Regions from separate parts of the Homo sapiens genome. Here region 1 is linked to region 2. Evidence: read pairs that join two places in POLR2A ChIA-PET (ENCODE). Cell type or tissue: PC-3. All regions are shown on one strand. Each heading gives the region's core, and the rest is flanking DNA. Links, peaks and the distances in the headings are about the cores only.

Evidence for each region. Peaks named below come from ENCODE experiments on the same cell type or tissue, not always from the same donor. Only the 100,000 strongest peaks of a DNase experiment are listed, where the experiment ranks them.
Region 1: POLR2A ChIA-PET joins it to region 2 with 12 read pairs; 2 of 35 experiments call an interaction of 5 or more read pairs at or near these places.

What each region holds. Positions count from the first base shown.
Region 1 is chr2:150,675,360-150,686,363 of GRCh38, reverse strand. No RefSeq gene overlaps it. Among named protein-coding and RNA genes, the nearest start is that of LINC02612, 52 kb to the right of the region's middle. In PC-3, for the core only: no CTCF peak of the experiment used is centred there; a DNase peak (open chromatin) is centred at 4,723; H3K4me3 peaks cover 327 bases; H3K27ac peaks cover 2,973 bases.
Region 2 is chr2:150,742,576-150,753,579 of GRCh38, reverse strand. No RefSeq gene overlaps it. Among named protein-coding and RNA genes, the nearest start is that of LINC02612, 120 kb to the right of the region's middle. RefSeq lists an enhancer at 2,533-3,048. In PC-3, for the core only: no CTCF peak of the experiment used is centred there; no DNase peak of the experiment used is centred there.

The DNA of each region.
Region 1 (11,004 bases), core at 1,043-9,042, 67 kb after region 2:
GGAGATTTCTGAAGAAAAATCTCTGAGACTGATTTATGTAGCTTTGTTAATTGTGTTAAAAAGTCACTTGGATGTATTCCTGGTATTTTACACATTTTATCCACTATCTACTTATGTAAATGAACACCTTTTTGGATTGTAGATGGAGAAAAATCTTTTTATAAGTATTCGACATCTTCTTTCTATACCAATAATTATTTTTGAAAGCATTCCTTGTATCATAAATTATCTATCTTTTCACAGATGATAATTTCTTTCTTATTTTTCCTTTCTTTCCTTTTTTCTTTTTAATTGAGTAGGGCAGTGCTTTCCATGACTGAGAAAGCCATGTTTCTCAATTGTACTCTGCATTTCAGCAAAGCCACTCAGCTTTAAAAAGTCATAGATCACCTCAAATTTTTTTCCTGATACATCTTGAATGACACAGACATAGTTCCCGTTCATTGCTGCTGTGCATGTAAGTCAGATAGCAGTGAGGTAGTTTGGATAAATGTACAATTAACTGGATTTAAGGTTGCTTGTTTATAGATATATTTTGAGACAGTATCAAGTATCAAGATCTTCTTGAAGGCATAATAAATTCAGTAAGCATCAGTGCGAAAATGTCCTTGGATTTTATGTATAACAAGGATAACTGGAAGTCAAATCCAAAGTAAGCATGACCAAAAACAGAGAGAGGGCAAATTGAAAAGATTTTGAAACAGATGCAAAAGTATGAGTCCATTTTGGAGACAAATGTAAAATGCATAGAAATCAAGAATAGTTAGAAAGGGAGCTGCTTAAAGTCACCTTCTGGAGGAAGACAATACACATGAATTATGTGTATACAAATACACATAAATTTGGTTGTGTTTGGTAACACAACCAAAGTGTGTCTTCAAGAGGCTTGAGGGCCAATGATTAAGTATCATAACCATATTGATGCTGTGAAAATAGGCAAAGTTCTTCTGATGTAGTAGAACTCTTATAAAATCACTACAGCAAATGATGAAGTCTGAATGATAGCTATAAATCACATTCAGTCTGAATGCTTTTGAAAACATAGAGCTCCACAGTAAATTTCTAAAATGAGTCAATCTATCTGGTGGAAGAGGGAGAGACAAAGTAGAATCCAACTGTGTTTTATGTAGGTTATGCTGGAGGAATAATTTTTAGTGAGAAATTTGCAAAAATCCATTGAGGTGGCATAATAAAGGAGAAGTGTTCAGAGAGTGCCAGAGGATCAATGTGGAAATATATCTATTAGCATTAGCAGGAGTACTTAACCATTGGAACAGAATTCAGAGCAAGTAATTGACATATTAGCCCTCCATAGTCAAAGGTATATTTTTTAAAAACATCAGTACAGGTTCAGTAGACGTGACCCAGGAGGCCTTAGGAGGTCCTACCATCTGTGACTAATTTTATGAAACATTAAGCAGCACTTTACCTAATCTCTTTTTATGAAGTAGAAGCCTTTGAATTTTGTACTTCATTGTCTCTGTAAAGCTGCATTTATATGGTTTCCGTACATCGTCTAATTCTCATAGAGAATTAAAAGAAAGCAGTAAAAAGAATCTCTATATAATCTTGTGATAGTTATCATCCTTGAACTTGGAATACACATTTTTATTATGGATCTGTGGATAAATGTAAATATCTTCAGTGTTTTCTCTTTGGTATCTCTAAGTACCCAGCGCAAGAGTGAGAACACAGAGTTGACCTAGATCCTTGGGGAAGCTGAGGGAGAATGGTACACAAAGAAATCACCTTGGCCTTGACATTTATGAGAACTTTGCTTTCTTTTTTGCAACAGACCAAAGTTTAGCTTAATATTACATCACATTTTAAATGACTTGTAATCAAGTAAAATTTGTGCTTCCCTGAGATGTGTACATTTAACTCATGTCTTAAAACCCCTAGTAAATTTGGCAACCCTTCAGAGTGCTGCCTGCCCCAGTCTGAGAAGTGTAAGAGTGAAGGAACTGGTGCTGCTGTATAAGATCATTCACTTCATAAATCCTTGACGAGGACTGACAATATGCCCGCCACTAGGTGAGGCTGGGGATACAACAGTGAACAAGACACAAGATTTAGAGCAGGAGTGTCCAATCTTTTGGCTTTCCTGAGCCATATCGGAAGAAGAATTGTCTTGGGACACACATAATATACACTAACACTAATGATAACTCATGAGCTGAAATAAAATTGCCAAAAAATCTCATAATGTTTTAAGAAGGTTTACAAATTTGTGTTGGGCCATGTTCAAAGCCTTCCTGGGCTGCATGTGGCCCATGGGCTGCAGGTTGGACAAGCTCGACTTAAGAGTTTAGTGGCAACCAGTTTTTACCTGCAAATATTTCTTCCCAGAGCATAGATAAACACTCATGCCAAAATGGCCAGACACAATGGCTCGTGCCTGTAATCCCAGCACTTTGGGATGCTGAGGCAGGTGGATCACATGAGGTCAGGAGATTGAGACCAGCCTGGCCAACATGGTGCAACACCATCTCTACTAAAAATACAAGAATTAGCTGGGTATGGTATGCATGTCTATAATCCCAGCTACCTGGGAGGCTGAGGCAGGAGAATCACTTGAACCTGGGAGGTGGCAGTTGCAGTGAGCTGAGATTGCACCACTGCACTCCAGCCTGGGCAACAGAGTGAGACTCTATCTCAAAAACAACAATGACAACAATGCAAAAATGCCAGTGAGTGTACTACCTACTGGAAGGGATGATGGTTGACTTCAGAGGCTGAAGAGATCTTCAAGCAATAGAAGCTTGATGTAATGTCACTTGCATGTGGGTGTCAGCCACCAATAGGATCGACACTGCAGGGCAACACCTTTCAGGACTTTAGTTTCTCCAAGCACTAGACTCTCCCCTTGGACGAGTCCAAATTGTGTTCCCAAACAGGCCAAATTTTGTTCCCTCTAAATTCATATGTGGAAGCCGTAACCCCCAGAGTGACTATTTTTGAAGATACAGCATATTTAAAAAGGTAATTAAGGCTAAATAATGCATAAAGGTGAGGCCCTAATCCAATAGGATTGGTATTCTTATAAGAGGAAGAGGTACCAGAGTTCTGTCTCTGTCACGAAAAAAAAAAAAACAAGTCACTGATGCATTGAAGCCATCTCCTCAGTGATGGTCAGGTGATAAAACTATAAAAATAATTGTGCTTGGATCATTTTGCCTATTAAGTACTGATATCTAAAAATTGTACTTCTTAGAAAATTGTATTTAAAAATTATGCGGCCGTATTACCTGTTGCAATCAATGTTGTGGTCCACATTGATTGCTTAGCATGGTGCTCTTACCAAATCTGCAGGCTTACCTCAAATGTGCGTACTTGAGAGACGTAACACAGTTTCTTTAAGTTAATTTGAATTTATATGCACAAACTACAACATATGGCCAGTTTAAATAAGCATTGGTTTGGGGGTATTGTAAACACATTTGATAAACTACTTTAAATCCTATTTTGAATATATAGCGTACTGTTCTCCCATCTGGCTCTTCCATGCAATTTCTGAAGTTTTAATGTCAATTTCTACTCAGCTAGCTGATATGTAGCATGCAGACTTGACTTAGGCCTCTCACACATTTCTGTTACTTATTCTGGGTGTTGCATGCCCTCAAGGAGCTCTGTAGTTCCTTGGCAAAGTTTTTTCTTTATAGAGAGGGCTTGGCCTTGCTTCCTTTCTAAGTAGGTTCATTTTAAAGGATGTTCTTTCCCAAGGTGGAAATAATTTTCCTGGACGCAAGACAAACTGGTTGTTTAAAGGAGCCAGACACTTCTGCCTGCTAACTTTTTTGAGCCCCCATCACTTTCCACCAAAACAAACACAGGATAGGCCATATAAGACAATTATCTTCGTAGACAATATAAACAAACATAGTTGACCACTTATTAACTATGCCTATCTAACCTGTCTCCAGAAAGCAGTTTATAATGAGAAAAATATACAATAATGTTGATAAAATTAACATAAATTAAATATATGAATTAAAAAGAAACCACCATATGCTAATCACTCAGCCTGATGAGCCACTATGATAAAGATTACATTTATCTCTGAGCCTCCTGGAAGTCAAAGAAAAAGCAGATGAGCTATGAGCTCCTCCAGTTGATGATGGGGCAATGATAATTTTTTACTGCCTGTTGTGTGACACCTTTGTCCTAACATACATCTTCCAGCCACCCCATGAGACTAGTCCACCATCCTCATTTTAATATGAGGAAGTAGATACTCATAAAGGGAAAATGCCTTTATCAAGGAGAAATAGCTAGAAATCTTGGAAATAGTTCAGGTATGGCTGTATCCCACTTTTGTTCTTTCTAAAATCCAGGAGCATGGTATTAAATTTTAACTTAATAAAGGTATGTCTGCAGATTCTCCCTTGATATCATTGCCTGGGAACAGAAAATAAAAATATGATATTCAGGAGTATATTATAGTAGTTTGTAGGCAATTGTTTTTCTTCCTATGACCAATACCCAGTGGTAATGTACTCATCAGTTTCCACTTACCAGAATATCAGGAAAGTGAAACCATCCCTATAAAGTTTATAAAATTAATCAGGGAAGAAGAGAGGGGGAGAAAAAAATAAACCAAGCTTACAGCACACTTAGCATTAATCATTAGGTCAGCTGCTCTCTGACCCACTTCCTCATAGTCATTTGCTGCCTATTACCTCAGAATCACATTAGACCCTGTCCTAGGATTATAGTTCCCCTTAACTGCTCTGTAGATAACATCTTAAGCATTGTGAAACATTAAATTTTCCATTTGAGAGATTCTTTCAGGCCCTGCCTACTGATGAAATCACTGATGTCAGCTGGTCTGAAGGACCCCATGACATACTGACTCACTGAATAATACGGTTTCCACATCCTGACGAGTTCATCCCCTTACCCTGACTGATAAATGATCCCAGTTTTCCAGCCCTTTGCCCTCCATGATCCTCTTAAAAACTCCTAAGGGAGATGCATCTGAGGGTCCCTCTCATCTCCTTGTTCAGCTACCCTGTGATCATTAAATGCTTTCTTTGCTGCAAGTCCTGCTGTCTCAGTGTGTTGGTATGTTACTGTGCAGTGGGCATGCAAACCTGATGGTCCTGTAACTAAAGGAAGTTTGCTAGAGGGAGGAAATGTGTTGAGAGCATGAGTCTCTTCTTCTTATATATGTGTTTTCCACATTCCAATAAAAAATTAATTAATTTCTTTATTACTTACCTGGTGTACAAGTTTCCTTGGGCTGCTGTAAGAAATTACCATACTGGGTGGTTTAAAACTACAGGGATTTATTCTTTCATGGTTCTGAAGGCCAAAATCAAGGTGTAGGCAGGGAAGCATTTTCTGCTGATGCTCTAGGGGAGAAGCCATTCTTTGCCTCTTCCAGCTTCTGGTAGCTGTTGGCATGTCCTGACTTATAGCTACATCACTCCAATCTCAGCCTCTGTAATCATATCACCTCCTCTTCTTCTGAGTGTCTGTATCTGGTCTCCCTCTGCCTCTCTCATGGGGACACTTGTGGTAGCATTGAGGATTCACTTGAATAATCCAGGATAAGCTCCTCCTCTCAAGATTCTTAACTTTGTCACATCTTTTGCCATAAAATATAATGCCCTTTTGCCATTTTTTAAGCTTACCGCATCTGTGACCTTTGGCCCAAAAGATTCACATCTGTCCCACATGTGAAATATATCCACCTAATTCCAACATTGTAAAAATTCTCAATAGATTTAAGCATCTATTCAAGTCCAAAAATCTCATCTAAATATCATCAGTTCAAAAGTCCCAAATATCATTGCTATGGTCTGAATGTTTGTGTCTTCCCTAAATTCATATGTTAAATTCTAATCACCAAGGTGATGGTATTAGAAGGTGAGGCCTTTGGGAGGTGATTAGGTTAGGAGGGCCCTGTCCTCCTGAAAGGGATTATAAAAGAGGCCCCAGAAAACTGCTTTGCCTCCTTCCATCATGTGAGGATGCAGCAAGAAGGCACCACCTGTGAATCAGAAACTAAGCCCTCACCAGACTCCAAATCTGCTGCCACCTCAGTCTTAAACCTTCTAGCTTCTAGAACTGTAAGAAAAAAAATTCCTGTTGCTTTTAAGCCATCCAGTTTTTTGGTAATTTGTTACAGCAGTCTGAATGGACTAAGGCAATCATCATCTAAATCAGGTATGGGTGAGGGTCTGGATATGATTTATTCTGGGGCAAAATTCTTTCTGTCTGCCTAGGAAATTAGAAAATAAGTTATCTTCTTTCAAAATGTAATGGTGGGAGAGACAGTTATAGACATTTTCATTTCAGAAAGGAGAAAATGGAAAGAATAAAATGGTAACGGGTTCCAGGTAAGTTGAAAATTGAGCAGGACAAATTCCATCAGGTTTCAAGGCATGAGAATCCTCTGTGACTCACAACTGTGTATGCCTCTGCATTAATGTCTACTCTCAGAGTCATTCTTTTTCTTGGAGGGTAGCACATATTTTTAGCTAATTAGTTTTATCAGCATGTTTTTTGCATGTAGTATTTTGGAGTCCAACAGTATTTCTTCATGTTGTCTTTGTCTTTCTCAATCGAACTAACAATGTTTCTGCTAATATAATATTCTTGAAAACCTGTGGGTCTTCCGTGAATTTCACAGGAATACACAACATGAGACAACAACACTCTCCACAAATCGTCCCCGGATAATCTCATCTTGATTCTTGGCTTCCACTGAGACGACTGAGTGGATCCATGAGTCACACGCCTAATCTCTTTAGTTAAAAGGTGTCCAACTACACCCTTGGCTTTCTCTCCAGAGCGTGCTTTCCTAAAAGTGAATCTTCTAATTTTGGCATTGTTTTCAACCTGTAAAGGCTGATAATTTCTCATGTCAATATCTGATTCATTTTTGCTTAACTGTTCTTTCCTCAATTTATCTCTTTCCTCTCTCATTTTACTATATGCAGCAAGAAAAACCCAGGGCACACCTGCAATACTTTGCATGGATATCTCCTCAGCTAAATGTCCAAGTTTATCACTTACAGGTTCTGCTTTTCATATAACTGTAGGATGCAGTTTGGTGAAATTTTCTGCCACTATGTAACAAGAGCCACCTCTTCTTCTATTTCCAATAACATGTTCCTCATTTCCTTTTGAGTTCTTGCCAACCGTACCTTTAACATTCATATTTCTATCAATATTCTGTTCATGAAAATATATATATTTGCTTAGAAAATAGAAGCTTTCTCTACTGTGCTGCTTCTTCCCTCTGAGCACTCATTAGCAGTGTCTTTTAGTTCTATATTTCCTTTAACAATCTGCTCAAAGCAATTTAGAATTTTTCTGTCAAGCACCTCATAATTCTTCCAGACTTTACCCATTGTCCAATTCTAAAGCCGCTTTAAAATGTTTAGGTATTGTTACCACAGCACCCCACTTCCTGGTACCAAGATCTGTATTAGTTTACCTCCAACTGGGTGGCTTATGACTACAGGAATTGAGTATCTCACAGTTCTGGAGGTTAGAAGTGCAAGATCAAGGTATTACCAGGACCACATTCCCTATGAGGCTCGAGAGGAGAATCCATTCTTTGTTTCTTCCAGCTTTTGGTAGCTGTTGGCATTCTTTGGCTTGAAGCTACATCACTCCAATCTCCGCCTCTGTGGCCATAGCACCTCCCCTTCTTTTGTGTGTCTATCTGATTTGCCTTTGCCTCTCTCCCATAAGGACTTTTGCGATGCCATTTAGGGCCCACCTGGGTATAACCCAGAATGAGATTGTCCTCTCAAGATCCTTAATGTAATCACATCTTTATTCGTATAAGGTAATATTTTATACTTTAATATAAAGTATACTTTAATACTTTAGCCAGTAAGGAAATATTCACAGGTTCTAGGGATTACAAAGTAAACATATCTTTTTTGTTTTTGCATGGGTTGGGGAGGATATTTATAGCCTACTGCACCCTATAACATCATTAACACTCAGGGGCAAGGGGATTTTTGTAAGAATATGCCACCAGAGGTAGATTTGTTTACTTTTTAAATTTTTTAATTTTTTTTGAGACAGGGTCTGGCTCTGTTGCCCAGGCTGGAGTGCAGTGGTGTGATCTGGGCTCACTGCAGCCTCCACCTCCCAGGCTCAAGCAATCCTCCTACCTCAGCCTCCCAAATAGCTGGGACTACAGGTGCATACCATTATGCCCAGCTAATTTTTTTTTTTGTAGAGATGGGGTTTCATCACACTGACCAGGCTGATCTTGAACTCCTGGGTTCAAGCAATCTGCCTGCATTGGCCTCCCAAAGTGCTGGGATTACAGGCCAGAGGTAGATTTAATGTGCCTGATCAGTTAGCTCTTGTTTAGAGAACAGATTTGGATTTTAAACCTAAAAGGCACTCTACATAGATTTCAATACTAGATAATAGAAAGGAAAGCATAGTTATTATTTTACGATGAGGCTTATGCCTGTTTATACAGGGGATATATAAGACTTGAATGTTCAGGACAAGTGTAAGAAAGCGGAGAGGCAGAGGCAGAACTGGGCAGCCTGTTGCTATGGAGATACAATTAGTATTTCCTTTGACTTCCCTAAGAAACCCTGCAGCCAACTTTTCTACATGCAGATATTTAGCACAGTTTGACATCCTCTCTAGTTTCCCTTGATCACACAAAACGTATTCCCCTCTTCAGCAGAGAAGCCTCTATTGAGGTTATTCTACCCAACAAAGATCTTCCTGCTGCTCATCTTCTTCCTCCCCCAACACACACACACATCTACACACATGCACATGCCTGCTTGCTTTTTGCCCTCTGTTATTGTAATCCGGCAATTTAAAATCTTTGGTGCACATCATAATCCCATGCTGAGTTATTTAAGGAAATAAATGTCCAGGTTTAGCCATAAAATAGCTGAATGAAAATCTCTGGGGATGAGGTCCAGGTACAAGTACGCTGACAATCTCCATAGGAGACTGGGATATCAATCAACATATGCAAACACTTGTACTAATTTACTTTCAAACCTCCTGACTGTCAACCCTAAGTCACTGTGTTAAGTCACTTGCCAATACCATTTCTCTCCCATTTCTTTTGAACTTTGCCTTCAACCCCTGTAATTGGTATTCTCAAACAAAGTCTCTAATATTGCACTTTGAAGCTAAATGCTTGCTTATGCCTAATACCTGTAGTCAGACTGCCCTAGTGGCAGCCCCTGACCAGCCAATGGGGCATTCACCTGTCACCTAGTTTGTATCCTGCTGACTGCTGAATGCCAAATGCCCAGAATTCCTTCTGCTACCTAATGACACACCTTTCCCTGACTCTCTGTGGAACCGTGAGGACTGGGTATTACTTCTAACCCATGGTAATACCCGATCTTGTCATTAAGTCCTGTCTTATCTTTAAGGAAGCACTGGCAGGAAAAGAGGCAAGATTTCAACCATTGCAGCCCTTACAGAAGCTGCCAAACCCAAATCAAAACACCAACTTGGAACCTAAGCCATTACGGTCAGTTAGCTACATTCTCTTCTCTACAAAAAAAAAAAAAAAAAAAAAAAAAGTACTGAGATAAGTGCCCCATGAAGTACATATAACATTGTTACATTATCTACTTACTTGTCTGTATTTCTACTAGAGTGTATATCCTGAAAAAAAAACATACTCATTTTTTTACTATTATAGTCTCCATATCCCACATGGCACCCAGCATATAGTAGTTATAATTAATATCTTTTTGATAAATGAATGAATGATTTGGTAGAGACATTATAGTTAAAAGACTTTTTATTATCCCTACCTCCCTATCCAGTAATTGACTTTCCTCCCCTGTGGCTGCCTCAAGTGAATTTAGGGAATAAAGTTCATGTAACCTATGGCCTCTCACGTAATATAGTCTGAAGAGCCAGTACTTTCCACCTAACTAGCCCAATTATGCCCAAACATTAATTGTCCGTGGTCCATGGAGCCTTCAGTAGTCTATCACACTACATTACATTGTCTCTCATTGATGGGTTACCACAATCTAGAAGTTTTGAGTAGTGTCATTTAAGAAGTGCAACATTTCTCCCCCTTGAAATTGCCATTGAATCCTGCAGATTTGTATTAGTTTGTTCTGGCTGCCATAGCAAAATGCCACCAATTGGGTGGCTTAAAAACAGAAATGTATTTTGTCACAATTCTGGAGGCTACAGACCTAAGATCAAGGTGTTGGCGGGGTTGAAGCCTGAAGGCCTCTCTCCTTGGCTTACAGATAGTCATATCCCTGTGGCTTCTCATGGTCTTTCCTCTGAGTTTATCTGTAGCTTAATTTCCTCTTCATATAAGGATATCAGTCAGATTAGATTAGGGCTCACTCAAATGACCGCATCTTAATTTAAGTAATTTTAAAGACCTTATCTCTAAATACAGTCACATTCTGAGATACTGGGGGTTGGGATTTCAAGATATGAATCTTGGCAGGGGTTGGGGGCATGATTCAGCCCATATCATCTCCATATGCCACAACAATAGCTTCCCTCCATGATCAGCACACAACAGTTGTGGGGCCCACTTATTTATCCCACTCTAGAATAAGGGTCTAGTTTACTAGAGGAAATAGATCACAGAGTGGATTTTTAACTCAATTATCTAAAGCCCTTTCTGTAGGGCACTTCCTCACTAACCACACTTAAAATAATTCTCAAGAGTGGATCAGTGGGCTTTCCCATTGTTTTTTGCTAATTACTTGTGACAATAATTGCTACACTGTGGTCTCTGAAGTTTTTCTAAAAGAGAGTTTAGAATCATCAAACCTTAGTTTATTTGAACTCCATATAAAATGAAATACTGTTTCGTAAACCCCTAAAACCTTCTGTTAAATTTTTTATTTGTGATCTAGATCCACAGAACTCTCCCCTAGGGCTTTTCCAACTTTACTTTAGCTCTGCTCCACTTAAGTTAAAATTCTAAAAACTCCCACCAGTCATGCAGGGCATGAATGGACAACACATATCAAGTTCCCCTGACCCATTCATACCACTACTCCT
Region 2 (11,004 bases), core at 941-8,940:
AAAAAATGAGTGTTTGGCCACTTCCTTTACCTATCCTATATAGAAGATTTAGCTCTTCACTTTAGAATGTGGAAATAGTTCATTCTGAGGCTTGAGTGGTGTCTCAGTGGAAACAACAGAGTCCCCTTTCGACAGGCTGTTACATAGATCTACTATATCCTTAAGACAAAAGTGTTTTGGCCAGGTGCGATGGCTCACGCCTGTAATCCCAGCACTTTGAGAGGCCGAAGCGGGCAGATCTCAAGGTCAGAAGTTTGAGACCAGCCTGGACAATATGGTGAAACGCCATCTCTACTAAAAATACAAAAATTAACCGGGCATGGTGGCGGGCACCTGCAGTCCCAGCTACTTGGGAGGCCGAGGCAAGAGAATAGCTTGAACCTGGGAGGCGAAAGTTGCAGTGAGCCGGGATCGCACCACTGCACTCCAGCCTGGGTGACAGAGCAAGACTCCGTCTCAAAAAAAAAAAAAGAAAGAAAAGTGTTTTAAGAAGAGGAGATTTTCAGTAGAAAGTGTTGATCAAAACTTAATTTTTCTGTTGGCACCATCAACTAATAAATTGGCTGCTAGTTGATCAGTAATTTATGACCAGATTAGTTTCTGATTATCTTCTGTCTTCCTCTTTCCTACTCTTCATGGCCCTCAAAGTATAGTCTCAATAACTGGCAAAAACTTCATTTAAAAATAGGTGATCACTTTAACAAAGTAGTTATTAAGCAATAAAAATTCTGCCTTTCTTTTTCTGAAGCAACATTCTATGGATATCAGAAGAATTTTGATGCCAGTTAGTATATGAAAATATGTAAAAGACCTCTGTTTCCATCATGACAACATAAAAAAACAGGATTAAAAAAATATTATACTCTTCAGCTATCAACTAGCAGAGAACACAGTGAAGCCTTGGTGAACTGAATTCTAGAAAGGAATAAGCCACTTATGAGTAAGAGGAGCACCACTGTAGCTTCTATACCTGAGGGCTTTATTTGGGAACATGTGAGTGAAAGAGTAGGTATAACACAGATGGAAAAACTGTAGGGACAAGGAGAAATCAGCTACACCTTTAAAGACAATGTGAGTGGCATAAGAGATTATTATATGAATTCTAAACACAAAAATAAATCACTTGGATTGACAATTCTCTTGTCACACTCCTTGTCAAAATTTCACTGAGAAGATGGCAGTAGAGGAGAAGCTTGAAAGCAAAGTGAATTCATGCAATTTTATGCATTCTTGAGGTGTTTAGGTTTTAGGACCCATGAAAGTTGAATCCAAACATGAGCCAAAGCTGTTTGAAACATTGGTCTATCCCCTATGCTACCTGGCTCAAATGCTGTAAAAACCCAAAATGATTAGCCCCTGAGTGGTAGTGGCGTAGGAGGAGGGTACAGGTAGGGTTAACAAAATGTGAACTTAATCTAATTGACATTATGGTTCAGTCCCAGATCAACTTGACTTTTGAAAAAATTTTAATCATCAACCACTTACTATAATTGTCAGAAGGAAAAGCTTAAATTATCTGGAAAATAAACAAAATAAAAAATAATTATATTTCAGCCTCTTCTTTATACACAATATCTAAAACTCAGTGAAAACATATGAAACATATAAGGAAGTGGGAAAATGTGATCCCTAATCAAGAAAAAAAGTGGTTAATAAGAGCAGACCCATGTAGACTCAACTATTGATAGTAACTGAGGTAATAATGCTGGAGATGTCAGTGTCCTAATCCCTAGAAGCTATAGGAGGAATTAAAGTTGCAGATAAGGTTGCTTATCGGCTGACTTTGAGATGGGAAAAGTATCCAATATAATCAAAAAAGTCCTTATAACCGAAAGTGGCATTGAGAAGAGTGTCCGAGTCAGAGAGAGAATTAAAGATGCTGTGCTGCCGGCTGTTAAGTTGGAGGAATAGGCCATAAACCAAGGAATGAAGCAGCCTGTAGAAGCTGTAAAGAGAAAGGATATAGTTTCTCCCCTAGGATGTCTAGATTCTTCCTCCAGAAGGAATGTAGCCCTGATAACACCTTGATTTTAATCCAGTGAAACCCATCTTGGACTTCTAACCTCCAGAATTATAAAATAATAAATTTGTGTTGTTTAGGCTACTAAATTTTTGGTGGTTTGTTGCAGTAGCAGTAGAAAATGAATATAGCATGCAAAAACTTTATTACTGATATGTTAAAAAATTTACAAGAAAGAATGGATTCAATGAGCAAAGAGATTGAACATTTGGAGAGAAAATAGGAACTATAAAAGAATGAAATGACATTCTAGAACAGAAAAACATAATGTTTGAAATAAAAACGTAATTAGATGGACTGAACAGCAGACTAGCATGCACAAAAACATAGTCAATTTAAAAAGAAGATAAGATGAATTGTTCAAACTGAGTTACAATGAGAAAAGTAAATGAAGAAAATGTCAGAGATTTGTGGAACAATATCATGCAATTGGAGTCCTAGAAGAAAAAGTGATAAGGAAAGTCATATAGATTATTTCAATAAATAATGGTCAAATTTTACCCCAAATTTAACAGATAAACTTAACCCACAGATTTGAGAAGCTCACTGAATGCTAAGTAGGATGAATTGTCACACCACACACACTTATGCATATACGCATGCATGCACAGGCATGTGATAACCAATCTGATGAAATCCAAAGCAAAAGAAAAGTACTGAAAACAGCAAGAGGGTAAGAACACATTACATACAGAGGAGCAATGATTCAATTTATGCCTAACTTCTCATCAGAAACAATAGAAACCAGGAGACAATGGAATGGCATCTCTGAAGCACTTAATAGAACTGTCATGGTAATTCTGTGCATAGATGAAATAATCATTCAAATGTGAAGGCATGTTTTCAGATAAGCAAAACTTGAGAGACTTGTTGTCAGCAGACCAACACAACAGATATTGTAAAGGAAGTTCTTCCATCTAAAGGATCCCATAAATCCAGAAACTAGGATATACAGGAAAAAATAAAGAGTGGTGGGAATGGTAAATGTGTGAGTAAATATAAGAAAATAAATAACATAAGTAAAATTCCTTAATAGGCAAGTGACTGTTTAAGACAAATATGATTACAATTTATCTTATGCTCTATAATTAGTACACAAGAAATATGTGGCCAGGCGCAGTGGTTCAAGCTTGTAATCCCAGCACTTTGGGAGACCAAGGCAGGCAGATCACCTGAGGTCAGGAGTTCAAGACCAGCCTGGCCAACGTGGTGAAACCACGTCCCTACTAAAAATACAAAAATTAGCCAGGTGTAGTGGTGGGCGCCTGTAATCAGAGTTACTAGGGAGGCTGAGGCAGGAGAATCACTTGCACCCAGGAGACAGAGCTTGCAGTGAGCTGAGATTGAGCAACTGTAGTCCAGCCTGTGCAACAGAGTAAGACCCTGTCTTAAAAAAAAAAATCTATGCATATATATATATATACACACATATATATATATATATACACACACACATATATATATATATATACACACACATATATATATAGACGGCATCAAGAACAGGAAATAGGTTATGTTGAAAAATACTACAAGCTTCTTACATTTAAAGTGATAAGATTTTAATTAAAGTTAGATTACTATGAGTTAAGAATGCATTGTGTCATCAGAGCATTTATTAAAGCATTAAGACAAAGATACAGCTAAGGAGCAAATAATGGTGATAAAATTGATAAGAAGCTGATCAAAAGGCAGGAAAAGAAAGGAAGAACAAAGAAGCAACAAATAAGACATATAGAAAACAAAACAAATATGGTAATGATACTCTTCTTTTTTTTTTTTGAGACGAAGTCTTGCTCTGTCACCAGGCTGGAGTGCCATGGCGTGATCTCGGCTCACTGCAACCTCTGCTTCCAGGTTCAAGGGATTCTCCTGCCTCAGCCTCCCGAATAGCTGGGACTACAGGTGCCTGCCACCACGCCCAGCTAATTTTTGTATTTTTAGTAGAGACAGGGCTTCACAATGTTGGCCAGGATGGTCTCCATCACTTGACTTCATGATCTGCCCACCTTGGCCTCCCAAAGTGCTGGGATTACAGGCGTGAGCCACGGTGCCTGTCCACTAATCATACTCTTAAGAAAAGCTTAAGGAATTGTAACTAAGAATAGGTAATTAAAAACTTAAGAATCAATTATTATATTGAAAGTATGTTTTAAAACTTGAAAGGTACAGATTATTAATGGGGATAATAAAGCAAAACCAAACCATATGCTACTTATCACTTTAGATATAAAGACACAGATAGGATTAAGATGTGGAAAATGTATTTCATGCAAATACTAGTTCTAAGAAAGCTTCTATGGCTATATTAATTCAGACAAATTTGATATTAATATAAGGAGTATTACAAGAGATTAAGAAGAACATTGCATAATGAAAGCCAATTTATTGTGAAGATGTAGCAATCTTAACTGTGCATGTACCTCATTAAAACAGAGCTTCAAACTGATGAAGCAAAAAATGTCACAATTAAAGGAAGAAACAGACAAATATTGTAAATTTTAACATTACTTCATCAGCAATTGATAGGACAAATAGAAAGTAACAAAAAAATGGAAAAGATTTTAATAATATACTCAATAAATTTAATATAGCTGCTATCTATAGAACACTATCCTCAACAACTGTAGAATATGTGTTCTTTTTGAAGTACACACGGACTATTCACTTAGATATGCCACAAAACAAGTCTTAAAAATTAAACGAAATAGTACAGGATGTATTCTATGACCAGAACAGAATTAAATTGGAAGTCAATAACAGTAAGATATTAGAAAATCCTAAAATATTTGCTAGTTAATAACACACTGTGAAATAATCCATAGGTCAAAGAAGAAATCACAAGTGAAATTAGCAAATATTTCAAACTGCATGATAATGAAAACACAATATATTTAAATATATAGAATGCATTTAAAGAAGAGCTTTGAGATAAATTTATCTATTTAAATCCTCATATGAGAAAAGAAGAAAGTTTCAAGCTAATAAACTAATAAAAAATTAAATCTCCATAAGTAGAAAGTAGGAAAAGGTAAGTAGAAAATCAATGAAAGAAAAAGGCAAAAGAGAAAAAAAATCAATAAAGCTAAAAGTTCTTTGAGCAGAATAATGATTTTAGAAAATCCTTGCAAAGATAATAGAAGAAAAAGAAGAAAGAGGAAGGAAGGAAGAAGGAGGAGAAGGACGAGGGAGAGGAGGAGGCAGAAGAAGACAGAGGGGAGGGAGAAGGAGAGAGGAAAGGAAAACAATATAAGGAATGAAAGATCCTATAACAATGAAAAGCTTACCAATTAAACATTATGAATAACTTTATGTAATCCGTGAAAATCACAACTTACCTAAACTGATACATCAAACGAAAATATTGATAGACTAATATTTGTTAAGGAAATTGAACTTAAAAATACAAACTCTCCCCCAAAGAAGCCTCCAGGCCCAGATGTCCCACAAGAGAATTCTATCAAACATTTAAGGAAGAAATAATAAAAAAAATTTACCGAAATGCTTTCAGAAGTCATAGGGGAATTCATTTTATGAAACCATAATTTTAATGACAAATACATTACAAAAAGTAACATTACAGACCAAAAATGTATTTCTACAAAAAAAAAATCATTCAAGAAAGTAACTTTTACTCTTGACAAATAGCACCATCTTGGAAGTCAATGTTACTTGTCATTGAAGAAAGGCATCTCATACTGGTGAATTCAGCTCAGTGAAATATCTTCTCTTGTCAGTCAGTGGGTTGTGTCCTCAAACACTGCTTTTTTGGAAGAATATGGGAAAAAGTTACCAGGCTCTGAAAAGCTGAAGCGTGTGTGTGTGTGTGTGTGTGTGTGTGTGTGTGTGTGTGTGTGTGTGTGTATGTGTGTGTGTATTTGTAGGAGTGCCATGAGATAAGATTGTGTACTCTTTTTCTTTTTTTTATTTTTTTTTTAATTAAGAGTACTTCATTTTCTTTCTTTTTTTTTTTTTGAGACAGAGTTTCACTCTTGTCGCCCAGGCTGGAGTGCAGTGGCGCGATCTCAGCTCATTGCAACCTCTGCCTCCCGGGTTCAAGCAATTCTCCTGTGTCAGCCTCCCGAGTAGCTGGGATTACAGGCACCAGCCACCACACCCAGCTAGTTTTTGTATTTTTAGTAGAGACGGGGTTTCACTTGGCCAGGCTGGTCTCAAACTCCTGACCTCAGGTGATCCGCCCATCTCGGCTTCCCAAAGTGCTGGGACTACAGGTGTGAGCCACCATGCCCGGCATGAGTACTTTATTTGAAGTTAGTTGAGTATAAAAAGAATTATAGTGGTACCCTAAAATGGTGACACTGAAAATTCTCTCTTCTGGGGGCTTGGTTTATGATATACTGTATTGGAATCACACAGTAATTTCCAAAGTCTTTTTCTATGAATGCTCATTGTTGCTGCTGGCTCACACATTACCAAAATATGGCAAGACTCAAAATCCAAAAAGCAGGGTCTCTGTGAAGCATTGGAGAATTTTAAAGATTGCACAAAATTTGAATTAAATACATTTTGAGCTTGCTTCTTTTTTTTTTAAATTGACTTTATATTTTAGAGCAGTTTCAGGTTCACAGCAAAATTGAGCAAAAAGTGCAGAGAGTTCCCATACGTCTCCTGCCCCTACACATGCATAGCCTCTCGCATTATCAATATCCTCTATCAGACTGGTGCATTTATATTACAATTGATAAACTTACATTGTCACATCATTATCACCTAAAGTTCATGGTTTACATTAGGGTTCACTCTTGATGGTATACATTCCATGGGTCTAGATAAATATATATTGACAGACATCAATCACTATAGTACCAAATGGAATATTTTTACTGCCCTAAAAATGTTTTGCTTTCTGCCTAGCCATCCTTCCTTCCCTACATTAGTATCCTGGCAACCACTGACCTTTTTACTGTCTCTATAGTTTTGCCTTTTCCAGAATGGCCTTATAGTTGGAATCATACAGTATGTAGCCTTTTCAGATTGGGTTCTTTCACTTAATAATATACACTCAAGTTTCTTCCATGTCTTTTCATGGCTGAATATCTCATTTTTCTTTAGAGCACTGAATAATATTCCATTGTATGAATGTACCGCAGTTTATCTGTTCACTTACTGAAGAACATCTTGGTTACTTCTAAGATTTGGCAATTATGAATAAATCTGCCATAAACATCTATGTTCAGGTTTTTTGTGTGGACATTAGTTATTAGTGTCTTTGGGTAAATATCAAGAAGGGTGATTGCTGAACTTTATGGTAAGAGCATATTGAGTTTTGTAAGAAGCTGCTGAACTGTCTTCCAAAGTGGTTGTTTCATTTTTGTTTCCAGCAACAATGAATGAGAGATCCTGTTACACCACATCCTTGCCAGAATTTGGTTTTGTCAGTGTTCTGGATTTTGGAAATTTTAATAGATGTATAATGGTAGCTCATCGTTGCTCTAATTTGTGTTTCCATAATGAGATATGATGAAGAGCATCTTTTCATATGCTTTTTTTTTTTTTGCCATCTGTGTATCTTCTTTGGTGAGGTGTCTGTTAAGGTCATCGGTTCATTTTTTAAACAAGTTGTTTTCATATTGCTAAGTTTTAAGAGTTCTTTCCATATTTTGAACAACAGTTCTTTATCAGATATATCTTTCACAAATACTTTCTCCCATTCTGTGGCTTGTCTTTTCATTCTCTTGACAGTGTCTTGGTAGAGCAGAAGTTTTAATTTTAATGAAAATTCTTTTCATTAAACTCTCTTTTTCATAAATTGTGCCTTTAGTGTTGTTGTAGCTAAAAAAGTCATCAGCAAACCTAGGGTTATCTAGATTGTCTGGGATGTTATCTTTTAGAAGCTTTATAGTTTTCAAACATTTAGATCTGTTATCCATTTTGAATTCATTTTTGTAAAGAGTGTAAAGTCTCTGTATAGATTCAGTTTTTTTACATGTGGATGTCCAGTTGTTCTAGCACCATTTGTTGAAAAGACCATCTTTGCTCCATTGTATTGCCTTTGCTCCTTTGTCAAAGATCAACTGACTATATTTATGTGGGTCTATTTCTTACCTCTCTATTCTTTTCTATTAATCTATTTGTTACTTTGCCAATACCACCCTATCTTGATTACTATAGCTTACAGTAAGTCTTGAAATTAGGTAGTGTTAGTCCTTCAACTTTGCTCTTCTCCTTCAGCATTGTGTTGGCTATCCTCGGTCTTTTGCCTCTTTCTATAAACTTTAAAATCAGGGGTTGATAGCCACAAGATAACTCCTTTTCAGGGATTTTGATTGGGATAGCATTATAGACCACATTGCAAAGAACTGACAGGTTGACAATACTGAGTCTTCTTATCTATGAACATGGAATAACTCTCCATTTATTCTTTGATTTTGTCATTGCAGTTTTGTAATTTTCCTTATAGATCTTGTACATATTTTGTTAGATTTATACTTTATTATTTCATATATTGGGGTGGCAGTGTAAATGGTATTGTGCTTTTAATTTTAAATCCCGCCTGCTCATTGCTGGTATATATGGAAGTAATTGACTTTTGTTTATTAATCTTGTATGCAACCTTGCCATAATTGCTTATTGGTTCCTGGAGATTTTTTGTAGTGATTCTTTTAGATTTTCTATACAGATAATCATATCATATATAAACAAAGTTTTATGTCTTCCTCCCCAATTTGTATACCTCTTATTTCTTTTACTTGTTTTATTGCATCACTAAAATTTCAAATGTAGTGTTGAAAAGGAGCGAAGAGAGAGGACATCCTTGCCTTGTTTCTTATTTTAGTGGGAGAGCTGATAATTTCTCATCGTTAAATAGTATGTTAACCATAAGTTTTTTGTAGATATTCTTTATGAAGTTATCATTCCTAGTTAACTGAGAGCTTTGATCATGAATAAGTATTGAATTTTAATGCTTTTTCTGCATTTATTGATATGATCATATGATTTTCTTCTTTAGCTTGTTAAAGTGATGAATTGCATTAGTTGATTTTTGAATATTGAACCAGGCTTGCATACCTGGGATAAATCCCAGTTGGCATTATGCACAATTCTTTTTATACATTATTAAATTCAATTTGCTAATATTTTATTGAAGATTTTTGCACCTATGTTAATGAGACATACTGATCTCTCATTATTATTGTGATGTCTTTGTGTGGTTTTGGTATTAGGGTAATGCTGTTTACATAGAATGAGTTAGAAATTATTTATTTTGCCTGTGTCTTTTGAAAAAGACTGTAGAGAATTGGTGTAATTTGTTTCCTTAAATATTTGGTAGAATTCACCTGTAAGCCCATCTGAGCCTGGTGCTTTGTGTTTTGGAAGGTTATTATTCATTTAATTTCTTTAACAGATAATAAGCCTGTTCAAATTGTTTATTTCTTCTTGTGAGAGCTTTGGCAGATTGTACCTTTCAAGGAATTGGTTCATTTTATCTAGGTTATCAAGTCTGTAGGCATAAAGTTGTCCCTTTAGGTAATGTCCTTTTAGGCCCCTCTTTAGGTAATGATTATTTGTGTGTCAACTGTCATAAAATTTATGATAAGTTGTTAATAATCTTGAATGAGATTATTAGGGAATGGGTGTCAATAAACCAAACTTTCTATTCGGACAGAATAAAATAGGATGTTTTTCCGTGTATTGGGACTGTATATCACCATGGATTTTTAATCTTCACAGATATTTACCTTACCATTAGGTATGCTCATTATTTATTTATCCACACATTAAAGAGTCTTTAAGTAACTGTCTTGGGAGAATAAGCTCTATCTTTAGGCTCAGAAACTCTGTGTTAAGTTCAACAGAGTTTGCATAACCTATTAAATACAGGCTGTTCATTCAGGAAAACCAGTATGTTTCCCTTTTGGCCAAAACATATATTTGTAGCTCTCGGGTAAGCTTAGTGTAGCCTCACCTGTGTCAAACTGTTGTATCTCATGTGTGGTCATATTTAAAATATGTATAGCACCAAAAATGTGAGTATTCTGATATCAAACTACTGTATGGTTGTCTTGTTTGAGCCACAGGTCAAAACCATACACATACAGTTGGAGGAGGGGTTTTCCCTGAAGGGACTAGAAAATTGTCATTTTGGCATCAGGAAATAAAGATCTCCATGTTGGCCTTGCACTGAAGGGAGAAAAACTAAACTTCTCATGGAGGTTTAGAGGCAGATTGGCCAAGATCTGAGACCTTGAGGATGCCGGGAACGTTTCTAGTGGTGGAGGTGGGAGTAGGACCAGCTGCCCTTTGGCACATGTATTAAGGCTGGAAGCAAAGGAAGAGAAGACCAATAAGAGTGCCTAGAATAGATGTAAGATTGGATAGGAATTTTAGGCTAATTTATCATTCATTTATTATTTATAAAAGGTTTATCATTTGAACCTTTTATATGATCTTCTTGAAAGTTATTGCCCAGTATCTCCTATGCTGAGAGGATTTTAGAGAAGAGCTAGCACATCTTCAGAGACATACATAAGAGGATAATATTGTTTCCTCTCCCCTGATCTAATTTTCAATATTTTCTACCAGTTATTCTAATTAAGTATCATGGAGCCCAGCACAGAGCCCACGAAGTTCACCTGAGGCAGAGGGGTGGTCAGGTGAGGGGGCTGGATGGGAAACTAAGATGGATTCAGGAGAGACAAAGTACCTTGAAACTTTTAATAAATACTTGGGAAAACTTCAAAAGGAGCTAATTTTAGGCATAAATGCAGAGAAGACTTGAGGCATATAATTGGTATTATACATGCAAATGCAGAGACTCAAGGAGTATCAAAACTGTGCCATTGACATTCAAAGCACCATCACAGTAGATTCTGCTTAGTGAGCTGAATCTCTTACTTGAATGGGCTGAGTTAGGAGGTAGGTCAGTCTGCATGTAACCTTTTTATTTCTGCTGTTATTTCTTTCTTTTCTTGAGCTATTATGATTTTTAAAATATGACTGTTTGTTCTACATCCCCAATTTAC